Linked DNA regions of Homo sapiens: region 1 is linked to region 2. A link is a loop called in an ENCODE intact Hi-C map of the cell type or tissue named here. Cell type or tissue: B cell. All regions are shown on one strand.

Region 1 (8,000 bases), 53 kb after region 2:
TTCAGAACCCCCCCACAGTGGGGGTGGCCACACTGAAACTGACTGACGTCCACCCCTCAGATACTGGAACCTACCTCTGCCAAGTCAACAACCCACCAGATTTCTACACCAATGGGTTGGGGCTAATCAACCTTACTGTGCTGGGTAAGGCAGACTGGGGATCCACGAGCCACATACTCTTTCACATACTTGGGGCGTTTGCACTGGTCTTGCTAAATCTCTGGTTTCTGACTTTTAGCCCAAGCACACAACTGCACTGGGGGCCCCAAGTGAAAATACTCCCTTTCCAAGTCTTCTAATTCAGATGGTCATACTCCAACTCCACCCTCCACCGAGAGCATCTCCTCCATCAGAGCCTAATAACAGAGTGTGTGAGAGAAAGTCCTTCCCATACATGGGGATCTGAGCCTGCTCCCAGCAGCTCCATCATGGGGGAGGCTCTCATCGGTAGTTGGATTCTGTCCCTCCCAAGGTCAATGGCAGAGAAGGGGAGTGGCCACCAAAGGAACAAGGGCCCCTATTACTGAGCACCAACTTCGTGCTCAGAGCTTCTGTCTCACCCCAAACTAGAGCCTTTTCAGAGATGAGCAACCAGAAAAACTATCACAGAGACTGGCAGTGTTTAGATGGAAAAGAGAAGGCCTCGGATGGGTGTATTACTGCTGGATTCAACTATCCAAAGGGCTGTCATGTGGAGGAGAGATTTTAATTTCTCTTTGTGGGCCCAAAGGGCAGGAACTGAAACCAATGGGTGGAGGTTATGTTAACACACATTTTGGCTCAACATGAAGAAGAATTTTCTCTAACAATCAGAATTTCCAATAGTGGAAATCCCTCAGTTCCTGGGGATGCAGTGGTGTGTGGACCCAAGAGGACCACTGTTTGATAGGGGTATTGAAGTAGAGAATGTAGCACCTAATGGAGTTGGGAGTGGGGCTGGAAGATTGCTGAGGAACTTTCTGTTTTTTTTTTTTTTTTTTTTTTTTTGCAGTTCCCCCCAGTAATCCCTTATGCAGTCAGAGTGGACAAACCTCTGTGGGAGGCTCTACTGCACTGAGATGCAGCTCTTCCGAGGGGGCTCCTAAGCCAGTGTACAACTGGGTGCGTCTTGGAACTTTTCCTACACCTTCTCCTGGCAGCATGGTTCAAGGTAAGGGCCCAGGGCATCAGGAAGAGGGTACTGGAGACCTGGGCAAATCTGGTCTCTAAATCCCACACACCCGTATTATCCGTTCCATGACTAGGGGTATGACACAAACCACTATACCTTTCCCTGTCTCTTCCTTGGCTTCCTGTATTGTTCCCTCCTGCCTGTCTTTCTGCAGTCTGTGGCTGCATGATCCTGGGGGTATTTCTCAAGCTGAATATACTGCTGATATCCTGGAAGAGAGTAGAGGGCAGGGAGCAATCTGATGATGACCACCCATCTGCCTTGGGGAGATTTCTTTTAGGTTTCCTAAGGGTCGTGGACCACTTCCAAACTTCCTAGAGAGGAAACTGAGGCAGAGTAGCATGGACTGGCTGGAATCTTTTAACCAGTTTCTTTGGAGGAGCCTTAGTTTCTTGGCTTCCTCTTCCTGGATCCAGTTCTCTCTCCAGCCCCAGCAAACTCCTTTATCAATCCAGAAATGAATGACCCACCCCCAGATCACCTTCCTGGTATGTGCTCTGCCTTCTAAGGCAAAGGTAAACAGTTTAGAAAAGCATTTGTGTCAGCTTAGAGCCACCCTACAGGATGCAGTTTCTAGCAATCAAGCCTTTTACCCCAAACCAGGAACCTGACATCAGCCAGTAAGCACCCCACCCCGACTCCATTGCCAGTTTCTGAATCCTTCATGAGTGTGCAGTCCTCCTCCTCCCAAAAAGGCAGCTATGTAGGGTGGAAAGAACAGGTAAGTTGTAGCAGCTTTGGAATTCCTCTCTGGGTCACCTCAGACACACTACTTCCTTCTTCTGAACCGGTTTCCTCCCCAGTGAAAAAAAATTAGTTGCTCCCTGACAGGATTGTTATAAGGATGACATGAAATGTGCTGTCCTCGTAGAGCTGCTCACTGAGTTGAATGAGTCGTGGAACACTTCCTCTTCATCCTCTAGATGAGGTGTCTGGCCAGCTCATTCTCACCAACCTCTCCCTGACCTCCTCGGGCACCTACCGCTGTGTGGCCACCAACCAGATGGGCAGTGCATCCTGTGAGCTGACCCTCTCTGTGACCGGTAGGGATGCTGGGTGGAGGCCAGGCCAGCAGCCTTGTGTTGGGGAAGCTGTCGGCTGGTGGGCCGAGGAAAGCCTGCAATTCTGAGTGAGGGTCCTGTATCTCCTTAGAACCCTCCCAAGGCCGAGTGGCCGGAGCTCTGATTGGGGTGCTCCTGGGCGTGCTGTTGCTGTCAGTTGCTGCGTTCTGCCTGGTCAGGTTCCAGAAAGAGAGGGGGAAGAAGCCCAAGGAGACATATGGGGGTAGTGACCTTCGGTGAGCAGGAGGGCTGGGGGGTGGCGCAAGGAGGGAGGAAAGGGCTTGAGTTAAAAGCGGGTGCCTGCAACCCTCAAACTCCGACATCATTCAGTGTGTTTAGGGGCAGGAGGTGTTGTTCAGCCGTGGAATTTGCTGGTGGCAGCAGTGTAACCTGTGTATTTGAGGGTACAGGCAAGCGGTACAGGGTGGAGTGGCTGGTCCACAAGCTGTGGCAGGGAAGCTGTTTGCAGGACTGCCCTGCCCCTCCTCATATTTAATAAAGTTTACTTTTCTGTTCCGAAGGTATTTTCATATATTTTAACCACCTGGGAGTAGTAGTGGCTTGTAGATGCCAGGAAATGGATTTGTCCTGAGCAGTCAGCTGAGTTCAATTCTTCTGTGGAGGAAATCAGGAAAGGGGAGGGGAAACTGCCTCTGTCATCCACTTTAGCTGCCAGTCAGGGTCTAGGATAGGGATCAGAGCAACATTTCTCCAGGTGGAGTCCTCAGATTACCTGGACAGAAATCACCGGGAACTAGTTATACATTCAGATTCAGGCCACTTCTAGCCTTCCTGTAGTTGTGCGTTGGGGAGTGATGAGGCCCAGAAATTTCATTTTAACCAAAGTTCCGCAGATTATTCTCAAGCACAGTGAAATTTAAGAGTCCCCAGGTTAGAGGACGGCCCTCCTCCGCAGGAGGCTTCTACTGTTCACTCAGAACTTGCCTATACCCATCAGGGAGGATGCCATCGCTCCTGGGATCTCTGAGCACACTTGTATGAGGGCTGATTCTAGCAAGGGGTTCCTGGAAAGACCCTCGTCTGCCAGCACCGTGACGACCACCAAGTCCAAGCTCCCTATGGTCGTGTGACTTCTCCCGATCCCTGAGGGCGGTGAGGGGGAATATCAATAATTAAAGTCTGTGGGTACCATACTGTCTCCTTCTTCTTTCTGCTGGTATGGCGAATTCCTCTAGGCGGCTCAGAGTATTAACAGTAAGAGAAGGAATGGGCTTGAAGTCCGAGAAAAGGTAGGCAGGAAGTTTGGTCGGGTCAAAGGGGTGGGTTTCAACCTAGGTGCCCCTCCACTTCACCCCACCAGCCCCCGATTGTTGGTTTCTGGTTTGGCCCAAGGAGGCTTGTTCAAGTTGCAAGCGGAGGCCTTGTGCACCCAAACTCCCTCCCCCGGCACCCTCTGAACACTTGGACATTCCTCTTTATTGTTCACATTCCAACCCAGCACAGTCACATGCACACACGGAGATCAGAAACCTTTCGGCCACAGCCCCAGGAGCCCGGCGGGGGGGAGGGCGGGACCGACAGGGGCGGGGCGGGGCCGTGGAAGACTCCTCCTACCGAGCCTCCCAGGCGCTCGGCGTTTGCATAAACAAGAGAGCTGGAGAGGCTGCCCTCAACAGTGCGCTGGGGAAAGGGGAGGGAACGTGACAGGCAGGTGTGGGATAGGGACTTCTCTTCCGGTCAGAGCAAGGGTCGTCCGAAACCAAAACAACCCTCTTCCCTTCATCTCGCCCCGGATCCAAAGTCTTGGGGCTAGGCTGGGGCGGGAGTGGCACGGAGATGTAGGGCGCCCCTTTTAGCTGCGCACAGAACGAAAGAACTCGTTTTTTCTTTAAGTGAGTGTGCTTGGGTGACGCTTAGGGCGCCCTCCGCAGTGCGCGCAGGAAAGCGCACTGAGGCTGCGGAGGCAGAGCTGCATGCTGGGTGCGGGAAGAGGTGGGCGAGAAGCAAAAGAAGGAAGATTGGGAGCGCATGGTTTAGGGTGGGGTGGAGTGGAAGGGCAAATGGGGACCATACTAGACTGCAGAACTAACTAAAAGGGCACGGACTCAGCGACTCCGCGACGGAGCCTGCCTGGGTGAGGGAGTCTCTGGGACGCAGGGGGCTCCTGTAGCTGGCAGGTTGCTGGGCAGGAGGGGGTCACAAACACGGCAGGGAAGTCTCGTCGCTGCGAAGGGGACGCGGCATCCATCTCTCCTCGGGAACTGAGGAGAGAAAAGGTCTGAGAACCTGCCCTCTTCTGCTACTTCCTCTTCCCCCCACCCTTCCCCCTTTCAGTACCAGGATTCTTTGGGCGGTGAGTGCCAGAGGGCCCCAGTCACCCAGAACCCCCACCCCGAGTCAAAGCGCTGAAATGAGCCCCGCGGCAGGTACGTGTGCGCGCCGCGATGTATTTCTGCCCCTTGGCCGGGCTTGTGCAGCCAAATGGGGTGGCTGCGCATGTCTTGGTCCAGGTATGTCCCCGTCGCAGCCTCGGGCGTCTGGATGTATCAGAAAACCCGCAGGGGCAGGGTGCATTTTCCCCGGCTGGGAGGGGTGAGGGTGGGCAGAGGGAAGGGCTGGGGATTCGATCCTTTTCTCCCACTCACGGGTCCCACCCCGCCGCCTAGGGGCCGTGTTCATTACCTTTGAAAATGCTCAGTTCTTCTTCGGTCCAGGGCGGGGCAGAAGGGAGGATGCAGAGGGAGAAACAGGTGAGCTCCTGGAATCCGCGCAACCTTCAGCCTCTTCCCACCCACCTCCCATCTCGGATTTCTATCCCCCAACCCTTAGCTCCCTCCACGCCCCCTGCACCTCCAACCCGCCCTTATTCTCCCCCTGCTCCTGGGGAGGGCTGGGGAAGGGCAGCTGTCAGCCAGCCGCGCGCCGCCCGCCTCACCTGGCCTAGTCTCCGCTGGGGCCGCCGCCCGCGCCTCCCCGGGCCACCCCAGCTCCGCCAGGCCCCCCAGGGCCCGGGCCCTTCCGGCCGCGCTCTCCGCTCTTTATCTTCTTCCGCGCCATGTGGCCCCGAAAACTCGCCTGGATTTTGGCGGCGGCCGCGTTGGCGCCGGGATCGTCCAGCGGGATGTCTAGAATGTCGTCGTCCGGCTTGGAGCAGGCGTTCTCCTGGGGGCGAAGCAGGGGGGTTCTTGTGGGGTCACTGGGTCTTGATCCGCGGGAGTGGGGTAGGAATAGAGCCCTGAGGGACAGGGACTATGGCGACGCGGGGGTGGGAGGTACAGAGAGGGGTGTCGAGCCTGGAGCAGGGCTATGGCAGGGACACTCACTGGGGCATGGGCAGCGACAGGCGAAGAAGGTTCAGGGCCAGGTGGACAGTCATGTCTCAATTCAGGAAAGAGAAGTGCAGGCAGGATTGGGTGCGGGAGAGCCAGGCCCATCACCAGCACCGAGTTAGGGGTCTGCAGAGCTGATTGGAGGGTGGGTTTGGAGGGGCAAGGAAAACAGCAGCAGGCACTCCTGGAGTGGCCGCCTGTCCCCCTGCTCTCAGAGGGTACCTCCAGCTCAGAAGGACCCAGTCTGAGTCCAGGGTTTTCCGTGGAGAGGATGGAGAAGCCTCAGTCCGCCAGCCCTCTCCCCAGTAGAAATGCAGAAAGCTCACAGCTGGAATTAGGGAGAGGATGGGGATACTAGTCAGTGAGCCAGCCTCCCCCGACCTAAGGCTAGAGGCCCAGAGATTGTTTTCCCATTGACTCTTCATTTTCCACTGCCCAAGGATGAACTCAAACACAGGAGATAGGAGATGATTTGGATGAAGTGATAAAGAAAAGGCTTCACTCCAAGAAAAAAAAGAAAAAGAAAAGAAAATGAAAAGACCTGCAGGAGCAAGAAGCCCTTTCCAGGGTGTGCTTATGAGGAAGAAGGGAATTATGGTGATAGCTACCACTTAAGCACTTACCTTGTTCCAGGTGCAATAACGGTGTTTTACAGGCATTATTTTATTTAGTCCCCCAAAATAAAGCTATTACGTACCTTTTTATCATTACCCCTAATAAAACTAATGATTAGACTGTTTAAAAACCTACCTGGGTCATACGGACAGTTACCAGTGGACCCAAGATTCAAACCTTTGTATTTCAGAGTCCAGAATATATATTTTTACCCCTACTTTGTAGGATAAGAAAATGCAGCCCAGTCAACCAGCCAAGGTCTACCATTTGCTATAGGTGTGTGGCCTTCGGCAAGTTATCTAATCTTTTCCTATCTCAGCTCCTTCCTCTAAAATATCAGGATAATGGTATCCACCTCTATGGGTCGTGGGGAAGAATAAACAGCATGATATGCATAAAGTCTCTTGCACAACCTAGCTGCTCAATAAATGGTAGCTTTTATGCTTGTCTTAAAAATAACATTAAGTTAATGTGAAATAGTCATTTTTGTAGGCCAAAAGTGGTCATATAATAACAATTTCATATGGTTCAACCTAATAATAATCAGGCCCACCTCTATGCCCCAAACTAGGTTTCTGCTTCTCTGACAGCCTGCCCTGGCTGAAAGTAGAAGGCGTGAGGGGATTGATGGTATAGATTGCAGAGGAAAGGCTATGGAACGGAGAGGAATTCAGCCTCTGAGCCCTTTTGTTGCATTAACATTACTTGCAGTATTAGTGTGGGTCAGGATGGGGATGGTTACTATGAAGTTAGAAGGACATTTCTCCTTTGATCTGGCTCACTGGCTTCTAGGAATTTGCCTCCTTCTTTTTTTTTTTCTTTTCATGAAGTCTTCCACTGCTTTGACTATCTTTTTCTTCTAGGACACGAGATGACCAAGGTTTCACATAATAATGGTAATTCAGTTCTGCACATTAGCTCTCCCTGCCATCATCCATCCGGTTCATAGAAGTGGACAGGATATGAGGAAGGCTTCAGTGATCACTGTCCTAGCCAGATTCTGCCCCAGGACCACAAGCTTAAACTCCAGATGCCCAAGCCCCGGCTTATAAATGGTTCCCCTCGCCATGTTTCCCAAGGTTAGCCTCATTTCCTGGGCTTCACATTCTTCAATTCGTGCTCAAGATGCCCATAATCGATTTAAACACAGTTAAAAGGAGTTACATTTTGGTAGAAGAGTCAAAAAAACAGAAAGAAAAAAAGAGTTACAAAAAGGCAGGTATGGTTGTGGAAAGGCCAAACACAGGTCTAGGGTGCTCAGAAAAGACTCCTTTGGAATGTTTTATTCTTAGAGCTCAAGTCTTTCTTGGGATATCCTCAGGGAACAGTGAGGCTTCTTCTCAAGAGGGTGACAACCATAAAAAAGCATTCCTGACCTACCTTTCCTCCTTGGCCTCGCAGCTGTGGAGGAGTGGGAAGGTTGAGTGGAGGAAGGGATATCTGCCTCCAACCACGCTAGACCCGACCTGCTGTCACCGCCCGCCCCAGCTGGATCCAGAATGGAAACCTGGAATAGCAGGCAAAGCCACCCCCGACACTCCATGTTCCTCCCCAGAACCAGCTCCCTCTCCTACCAGCTGAATTTTCAGGACAGAGCTGCCAGGTGGCCAGTCCACAGGTGGAAGTGGAAGGAGATTGAAAGGACCTGGGAAGAGGTTCATTGGTCATGGTGCCTGGCTGGTGCTTTCCAAAGCCAAGGTTGCTGGTGTGTGCCTGACAGTTCCATAGGAAGTAGGGACTTCTGGGAGGGAGGAGGAGGTGGAAGGTGCCCTGGTCAGCAAAGTGGGGTCCAAGCCTTCTAGTCCCAACTGGGCACATCACTTCATCTCTGAGAGTCTCATTTTCTTCAGCCACAACTAATGA
Region 2 (8,000 bases):
ATTAGAAATTAGCCAGATGTGTTGGTGCATGCCTGTAGACCCAGCTACTTGGGAGGTTGCAGCAGGAGGTTTGCTTGAGCCCCGGAGGTTGAGGCTGCAGTGAGCCATGTTTACACCACTGCACTCCAGCCTGGGTGACAGGGCAAGACCCTGTCTCAAAAGAAAAAAAATAGAAAATAAAATTTAAAAATGATACCACTTACAAAAACATTTTAAAAAATCAACTACCTAGGAACAAACTGAACAAAAATGTGTAAGACCTTTATGAAGTAAATAACGTAATTTTATTGAGAGACTAAAGGTTTATACCATTTCCAAGGACTCTACGGGTGATTACTGTACAAATGTCAGTTCTCAAATTGGTCCACAGATTCAATGCAATACCATTCAAAATAACCGCAGTTTTTTTCTGTAGAATTTGACAAATGAATTCTAAAATGTATAGGAGAATGCAAAAGATTAAGAATAGCAAGCTACTCTTGGAAGAGGAGGAGGAAAAGCAAGAGGGTGAGGAGGCACTTGCTGTATTCGACATAAGACTTACTATAAACTCACAGTAATTAAAGCAGTGTGATATTATTACAAGCAACACAAATAGAAAAATGGATAGACAAACAGATGAATGTAATAGAAGAGCCCAGAAACACACCCATGCATATAGGGACACTTGTTTTTGTTTTGTTTGTTTGTTTGGAGACGGAGTTTCGCTCTTGTTGCCCAGGCTGGAGTACAATGGTGCCATCTCGGATCACCGCAGCCTCTGCCTCCCAGATTCAAGCGATTCTCCTGCCTGTGGCCCTTTGGGGAGTCCAGACCTAGGAGCTCCCCGAACCAGGGCTCTTACACCCTCTTTGGGACTCTGCAGTTCCTGGTGTCGCCAAGCTTCTGGGAGCCACCACATTCCCTGGTACCATCAGCAGAAGCTGCTCGTGGTATGCCTGGTCCAGCCGCAACCTCACAGGGAGCCAGTGCCCATGCTGGCTCCTGGAGCTGCCCAACCTGCCATAGCTGATGTGCCTGGCTGTGGGCAGTGGCCAGACCCCACACTTGCTCGCTCATGCACCCCTTGCTGCTCTGTGCCTGGCTTACCCTTGGCAGGTGTGGGATCTGGGCTGGTAGCATGAGCTGAGTGCAGCCTGCCAGGCTGAGTGGGCAGAAGGAACCTAGTGGGCCCAAGCAAAACTTGGGCAAAGGCACCACCAGCCACAGAGATTTCTGGCTGGCAAAGCCACATCCCGAGGATCCCATGATAATAGGAGGAGGGGTTTTTGTTGTTGTTGTTTTTCAGACTTGTGGGACAATGACAGAAGGTTAAAGTGGTAATTTAAAAACTCTTTGGAGGGCTGGGTGCAGTGGCTCATGCCTGTAATCCCAGCACTTTGGGAGGCAAAGGTGGAGGATCACTTGAGCCCAGGAGTTTGAGACCAGCCTAGGCAACATGGTGAAACCCCATCTCTACAAAAAATACATAAATTAGCCGGGAGTGGTGGCACATACCTGTGGTCCCAGCTACTTGGAAGGCTGAGGTGGGAGGATCGCTTGAGCCTGGGACCAGAGGTTGCAGTGAGCTGAGATCACACCACTGCACTCCAGCCTCAGTGACAGAGTGAGACCCTGTCTCCCACACACACACACACACACACACACACACACACACACCCCTCTTTGGAATCTCTGATTTAGTATATGATTTAGGCACAACTCTCCCTTTCATACACACCAAATACCTTATGACATTAAAACATTTATCACTGGGCTGAATGAGAGTTAATTTTGTTTTGATAGATGTTTCAGATTCTTTTACAGTCCTCACACAATGTTTACTGTGAACCAGGCACCGTTCTAAGGACTTTACCTGTATTAATTCTCTCAACAATGCTGTGACGTCATCCTCATTTTACAGATGAAGAAAACAAGGCACTGAGAGCTTGGTTAAGTAACTTTGCTGAGGTCGCAGAACTGGAATTTGAAGCCTGGCAGTCTGACTTTAGAGTCCATATTCTTAACTGAGGTGCTAGACTGCATCTTTCTTTGGAAAAAAGGGAAGAGGATATCATAAATTCGGGAACTTCCTCAGGCTTCTTCTGTTAGCTTACAAACTATGGTTAGCATTTTCATATGACATACGAGAACAATTATCTCCTCCTCTACTTTATCCCTATTGCTTAATCCTTTGGCTTTTCAGTAACACCCAAAGACAACCAGTCATTCTCTCCAGTGAGTCTCAGAGTTAAAAATTTAGCTGTCTTCAATAAGAATGATACATTGGACTTTGGGGACTCGGGAGCTCAGGGGTAAGGGGAAGGCTAATGAGGGACAAAAGACTACACATTGGATACAGTGTACATTGCTCGGACGCACCAAAATCTCAGAAATCACCACTAAAAACCTTATTCATGTAACCAAACGCCACCTGTTACCCCCAAAAATCGATTGAAATAAAACAATAATTTAAAAAAGCACATACCCCCCAAAACATAGTTGACCTCAGCTTAAAAAAAACTAACATACATTTGTTATTTTAAAAAATATTGCATAGTTTATTTGCATTCATTGGTCAGCATCCTCAGTTATGTCTGCTTTGAAAGAAAAATCCGCTGAGGTTTTAAGTTAATGATCCAAGATATCCAATTAAGATTTTCAGCTTTGAAAAATATGGAAATACGGTACAGCTGTGTACTGGATGTGCTGTGCTACTGTTAAGTTCCAGCACTTTAAGGAACGTTTCAGGAGTGACTAATACACTAATTCATTACCAGAGGTCACAGAGCTGTCATAATTGACAGTGTTCTTTGAGTACGAAAAACCGGAAAACGATGCAACTTCCAAAGCACGGAGGATGGAGACTGGTATTGGAAAGTAACTTTTCTGCTGGGCTCAGGAGTTTTTATATGCTCAAGCTATAGACAACTGTACCAACGCAATAGACTAATGTAATCTAACTATTCTACAAACGGCCACACCTACCCAGACTAACTGGAAAACAATAGTTTATAACTGGAATTAAATAGTTGCTGTTCTTTAATTAATGAGATCGGTGTTCTTGAAAAGCTACAGCGTACGAACTCTACCCTGGTCCATATCTGCTTTTTAAAGCCTTCCCCAGAACCGCTCTCACTTCAGCCTTGGTGCCTTCCCGGATATACCCTCCAGAGGCTTCCCCGGTCCCCATCCTGGACGTCAGCCTCTGCACCTAGAGGCCGGCTTAGAGGGAAGACGGGCAGAGGCGGGGGAGACAGGAGAGAGAGAAACGGTCTATTCCTCCTTAACTCCGGGCCCCCTCGAGGGCCTCACCCCTCCTCCCGGGGGCTGAGATTGGAGAGGAAGTGGGAAGGCTCCAATCTGTTCCTCACTCCAGCGCCCTCATGCCCCCACCCTTCTCTTCAGCTCGGGGCTTCGGCGCGCCTCGTCCCCGCCCTTCGCCCCGGGAGAGGAGCGGGCGGCGTGGGAGGGCTCGCGGAGAAAGGCCCAGGGGAGTGGACGACCTCCGCCCGGCAGCCACATCCTCAGCAGCAGAGACCCGGAGCCATCCGCCCGCGGGCGAGCCAGGCCCGAGGGCAGCCCCGGAGACCGCGGTGGCCGGATGCGCGGGCGCGTCACTTCCGGGCGGTGCAGCGGCGGCCGCTTGGAAGATGGCTGCGCCCTGTGGCTCGGAGCTGCCCGCCAACTCGCCGCTAAAAATTCCGAAGATGGAGGTGCTTTCCCCGGCTTCTCCTGGTGGCCTGAGCGACGGAAATCCATCGCTGTCCGACCCTTCCACGCCTCGGGGTGCCTCCCCGCTCGGGCCGGGCAGTGCGGCGGGCTCGGGGGCAGCGGCGTCCGGGGGTCTCGGGCTGGGGCTGGGGGGCCGCAGCGCCGCCTCGTCCTCGGTCTCCTTCTCCCCTGGTGGCGGCGGTGGCGGGGCTGCGGCAGCCGCCGCCGCCGCCTGCCGGGGCATGTCGTGGACGCCAGCCGAGACGAACGCGCTCATCGCAGTGTGGGGCAACGAGCGGCTGGTGGAGGCGCGGTACCAGCAGCTGGAGGGAGCCGGCACGGTGTTCGGCAGCAAGGCCCCCGGGCCAGCCATGTACGAGCGCGTGTCCCGGGCCCTGGCCGAGCTGGGCTACGAGCGGACCCCGTCCCAGTGCCGGGAGCGCATCAAGGTAACCGGCCGCCCGGCCTGGGGCAGCGAACCAGAGGCAGAGAGAAGGCGGGGAAGCGGGCCTCGGGGGCGGGGGCCGGTCTGAGGGCAGGGCTCTCCTCCGGGGCCCGGTGGGCGATTCGCATCTCCTCCGCCTTTTTCTTCTCTCCCTGGGAAGGGGGCTTTTTCCCAGATGGCCGCCAGCCCGTAGGTTTCCTGAGTTTGAAGTTGGGCGTGCCTGCCGCCGCCCCTCTTTCTTGCCAATTGAGATGTTCCTGCGCTCTGAAGTTGGTAGTTTCTCATTGTGCGCCGTGCGGCAGTCCCCGTGCCGCTGGCGCCTCTTGCCCCCACCGCCGGGGCCCCTCGCTTTGTTCCAGGCGGAGGGGCTCCCAGGCAGAGGCTTACCGGCCGGGGCAGGATTGAGGAAGGGCAGAAGGGGGGGGCATTGAGCCCCTAGTTTAGGAATAGTTAATAAGTGGCCGTAGCGGAGCCATAGAAAAAGCGCCTTGGGACGACTGGCCTTTGTGTCAGTCGCTTTGCTTCTATCTTGAGCTACGAAGGACGAGTAAGACTAGAGATGCTTTGGAGAATTGGAAAGGCTTGATTGTAGCCAGATTGTGTATTGTTACCGCGGAGTTAGTGTACACCATAAAAGTTAGCTTGGCCAAGAGTTGGTCTGGAATTTGGATTGTCGATGCCTCCAGAGTTAGATTGGCTTGAGGCCCTGCGGTTTCTTAGGAAGCTCCTTCAGGAAAGCCAGTTTTTCCCTGCTTCAGTTTCTGTGCCGGATGTGGTGACAAGTAGAACTCTCAGTGTGCATCTGGCCGTCCTTGTGTACCTGCATGTTTAAATGCAGAGGCTTAATTTGGGCTAGAAATCTTAGCCAGGTTAAGATTTTGCTACTAGAACTGACTCTAGGCTTTCATATTTGTATTATTGGCAGATAAGGAGTTGTATTTTAGTTAAGCTCATTTCCTCATCGTAGTGGCTGCTAAAAAGATTGTGATAGGATTCTCCCAGTTTTTACTGAACTACTTATCCTATTATCTGTGCACTTCTTTTCTGATACAGCTGGCACTTTTTCTGGGAACTTCTTGAGGGGGGATAAAAACCACCAAGAACAATTATAAAATAAGAATGATCACACTAAAGAGCAATAATAAAGTCTAATAGGCGCAATCATGAGTTAGAGTAAGCTAAAGGAGGGAAATTGCACCAAAGTTCTCCAGGTCTTGGCTCCAGTAGTATTTCTTTGGGGATGTTGTTGCTTAGAAAACTGGGTCCACAAACTAAGATATTTAAAACCTACTATTGTTCAAGGAATTTGCCACCCATTAATTACTCCATTACAAATTTAAATTAGTGTATTTGATAACATTTATCTTTGGGACTTCTTAAGCTTTCTCTTTTTTTAACAAAGACATTAAAGTAGTAGCTAATAGGACAAAGCTACTCTTCTCTGAATCTCATTTGTTCTATTCAACGTCATTAAGGTTAAATTTTAATTTTTATTTATTTATATTTAGAGAGAGGATCTCCCTCTCTTGCCCAACCTGAAGAACTCCTGGGCTCAAACAATCCTCCCCAGTAGCTAGGACTGCAGGCATGCCCCACCACACCTGGCTCATTAAATTTTTTTTTTTTTTTTTTTTTTTTTTAAGAGACAGGGTCTTCTACGTTGCTCAGGCTGGTTTTAGCTCCCTGGTCTCAAGCTGTCCTGCCTCAGTCTCCCAAAGCACTAGGATTACAGGCGTGAGCCACCGTGCCCAGCCAAGGTTAAATTTTTGGGAGACTTTTTGTACTGTCTTGGCTAGCGTCTATCCATGACCTCTTCTTGAGTTTAGAAGTGCATTTTAGGCATTTTAAACTGTTTCAGCTTGATTGATTTCTGTCTGTAGAAACTTCCCAATCACGCAGAAAAAGTGTGTTGTCAAAACCTCACTGAATATAAATCTCTCCATAAAATTGTTTCTCAACCAGGGAGTATCTAATTGGGTTGTTTCATTGTCCAGTTATGAGAAGGATAACTTAAAGCAAGAAAAGGAGATTTATTTGAATAATTTTTAGAAGAGGATTGGTTTACCTGTGTCCAGACAGGTAAAACCAAGTTGACCTCAAGCTCTTAGGGTATTTTGGGAATGTGCTGATGAGTATGGGTTCTCTGATCCATAGTAGCTGTTAACAAGGAGGGCAGATAACTGTTTTGTGTTTTAAAGTGCTCTACTCTTTATGTGATTTCAATCAAAGAACCCAGACTTTTTCATTAGTAATGTTGAGTGTTCCTGCCAGAATGATAAGCTCTCTAAGGACAGGTTCTGGTCTCTCTTACTCACTGCTGTACTAGCATATAGTAGACACTACATTTTTTTTAATTTGTTTTATGTTTATTTTTAATGGAGGCAGGGTTTTGCTCTGTTGCCTAAGCTGGAGTGCAGTAACGTGATCATAGCTCACTGCAGCCTTGAACTCCTGGACCTAAGTGATGCTCCCACCTCAGCTTCCTGAGTAGCTAGGACTACAGGCATTTACTACCACGCCCAGCTAATTTTTAAATTTTGTATTTTTGTTTTTTTAGAAGCAGGGTCTCACTGTGTTGCCTAGACTGGTCTCAAACTCCTAGAATCAAGCGATCCGCCTGCCTTGGCCTCCCAAAGTGCTGGGATTATAGGCGAGAGCCACCACATCCGGCCTTATTTAATTAATTCACCAAATAAAGTCTAGAAAGAGAATATTGGAAAATATAAAAATCTGCAGCAGTATTATTCAATAATACTGCTGTTTAACGAAAAAACAGACTTTGGAACCCAGTCTGAAGAATACTGCATTTAAGGAGATTTAGTGTGAATGTAATCTTCAGCACAGAAGCAAATGTGGTCACTGAAATCATATTCCTACACAATTATGAAGTGGATGTTCAAGTAACTCAGATTATGCTTATGAAAATAAAACTGCTATCTTAAAATCTCAGAGAATCTCAAACCTCTGAAAAGAAGTCATTAGATCCCAGTTTCAGAAATGCAGATTTAAAACAAGTAGTTCAAAAATCTCTTTCACTTTGTGTTGATGAGAACTACAAAAAGAAACTTAGTAATACTTTTTGCTTTAGATTTTACAAAATAGAAGCAAAGTAGTAAGATGTGGAAAAGGAAAAGGAGGAACTTCTTACGCAGACTAAAGTACATGTGAACTCAATGTCAGAGGCTCACAGAGAAGGAATATGTGTGAGTCAATTACATTTCTGGGCTAATATATTTGAAATTCCTGTCAAAAATTCAATTATGAGCCGGGTACAGTAGCGCTTCCCTGTTGTCCCAGCTACTTTAGAGGGTGAGGTGGGAGGATCGCTTGAGCTCATGAATTTGAGGCTGCAGTGTGCCATGATCATAGCACCTGTAAATAGCCACTGTACTCCAGCTTGGGCAACATAGTGAGACCTGGTCTCTTAAAAAAAAAGAATTCAACTATGAAAACCCAGTAAATAATTTCTTCTAACTTTAAAAGGAAGAGCTATATAGCAACTTTAATTTTTCCATGCAAACCTTCCTTTAGTCAGATAATTTCTGATTAGCAGCCTTCCTCACATTGTATAAAGGATCAGAAAGCTGAGCCTTATTGCACCCTTTTCTGACCACCTTCCTGAATCACCTTAAAGCATGTCACTTACCTTCTTTGGACTGTGCCTTGGTCCTCTTATCTATACAGTAAAAATACTAAAATTATAAGTATTGAAATTGAATTAATAATTTAACTCTTGGATTTTGAGACTAACATCCTACTTTTTAATACTGTCTAAATGAACATGTTTCTAAGCACACAAGATTTTAATTTACAGTCAGATATGAAAATTTGTTTATTGCTGCAAAGTTTGATTTTGATGTCT

What was found. Peaks named below come from ENCODE experiments on the same cell type or tissue, not always from the same donor. Only the 100,000 strongest peaks of a DNase experiment are listed, where the experiment ranks them.
Region 1: it touches region 2 in a loop (10-fold over the local background); 18 of 110 quality-filtered maps call a loop at or near these places.

The regions. Positions count from the first base shown.
Region 1 is chr11:124,742,858-124,750,857 of GRCh38, reverse strand. NRGN (neurogranin) reads right to left here. Exons shown (of 4, transcript NM_006176.3): 2 at 5,129-5,355; 3 at 4,876-4,893; 4 at 3,648-4,454. The coding sequence ends at 5,134. VSIG2 (V-set and immunoglobulin domain containing 2) reads left to right here. Exons shown (of 7, transcript NM_014312.5): 3 at 1-144; 4 at 992-1,150; 5 at 2,095-2,214; 6 at 2,324-2,468; 7 at 3,191-3,384. The coding sequence ends at 3,323. It overlaps NRGN-AS1 (NRGN antisense RNA 1), which reads left to right and starts at 3,893. Exons shown (of 4, transcript NR_197587.1): 1 at 3,893-4,085; 2 at 4,528-4,619; 3 at 4,860-4,943; 4 at 5,963-6,596. RefSeq lists a silencer at 3,654-3,913 and enhancers at 3,880-4,413, 4,948-5,481. In B cell, CTCF peaks have their summits at 3,897 and 4,099; DNase peaks (open chromatin) are centred at 2,001 and 3,957; H3K4me3 peaks cover 1,681 bases; H3K27ac peaks cover 1,067 bases.
Region 2 is chr11:124,796,013-124,804,012 of GRCh38, reverse strand. It overlaps MSANTD2 (Myb/SANT DNA binding domain containing 2), which reads left to right and starts at 3,607. Exons shown (of 4, transcript NM_001308027.2): 1 at 3,607-4,142. The coding sequence starts at 3,633. It overlaps MSANTD2-AS1 (MSANTD2 antisense RNA 1), which reads right to left and starts at 3,585. Exons shown (of 5, transcript NR_103862.1): 1 at 2,757-3,585; 2 at 1,856-2,029. RefSeq lists silencers at 3,255-3,924, 3,965-4,204, 4,605-4,684, 4,915-4,964 and an enhancer at 3,421-4,028. In B cell, CTCF peaks have their summits at 3,781 and 3,980; a DNase peak (open chromatin) is centred at 3,502; H3K4me3 peaks cover 2,555 bases; H3K27ac peaks cover 2,575 bases.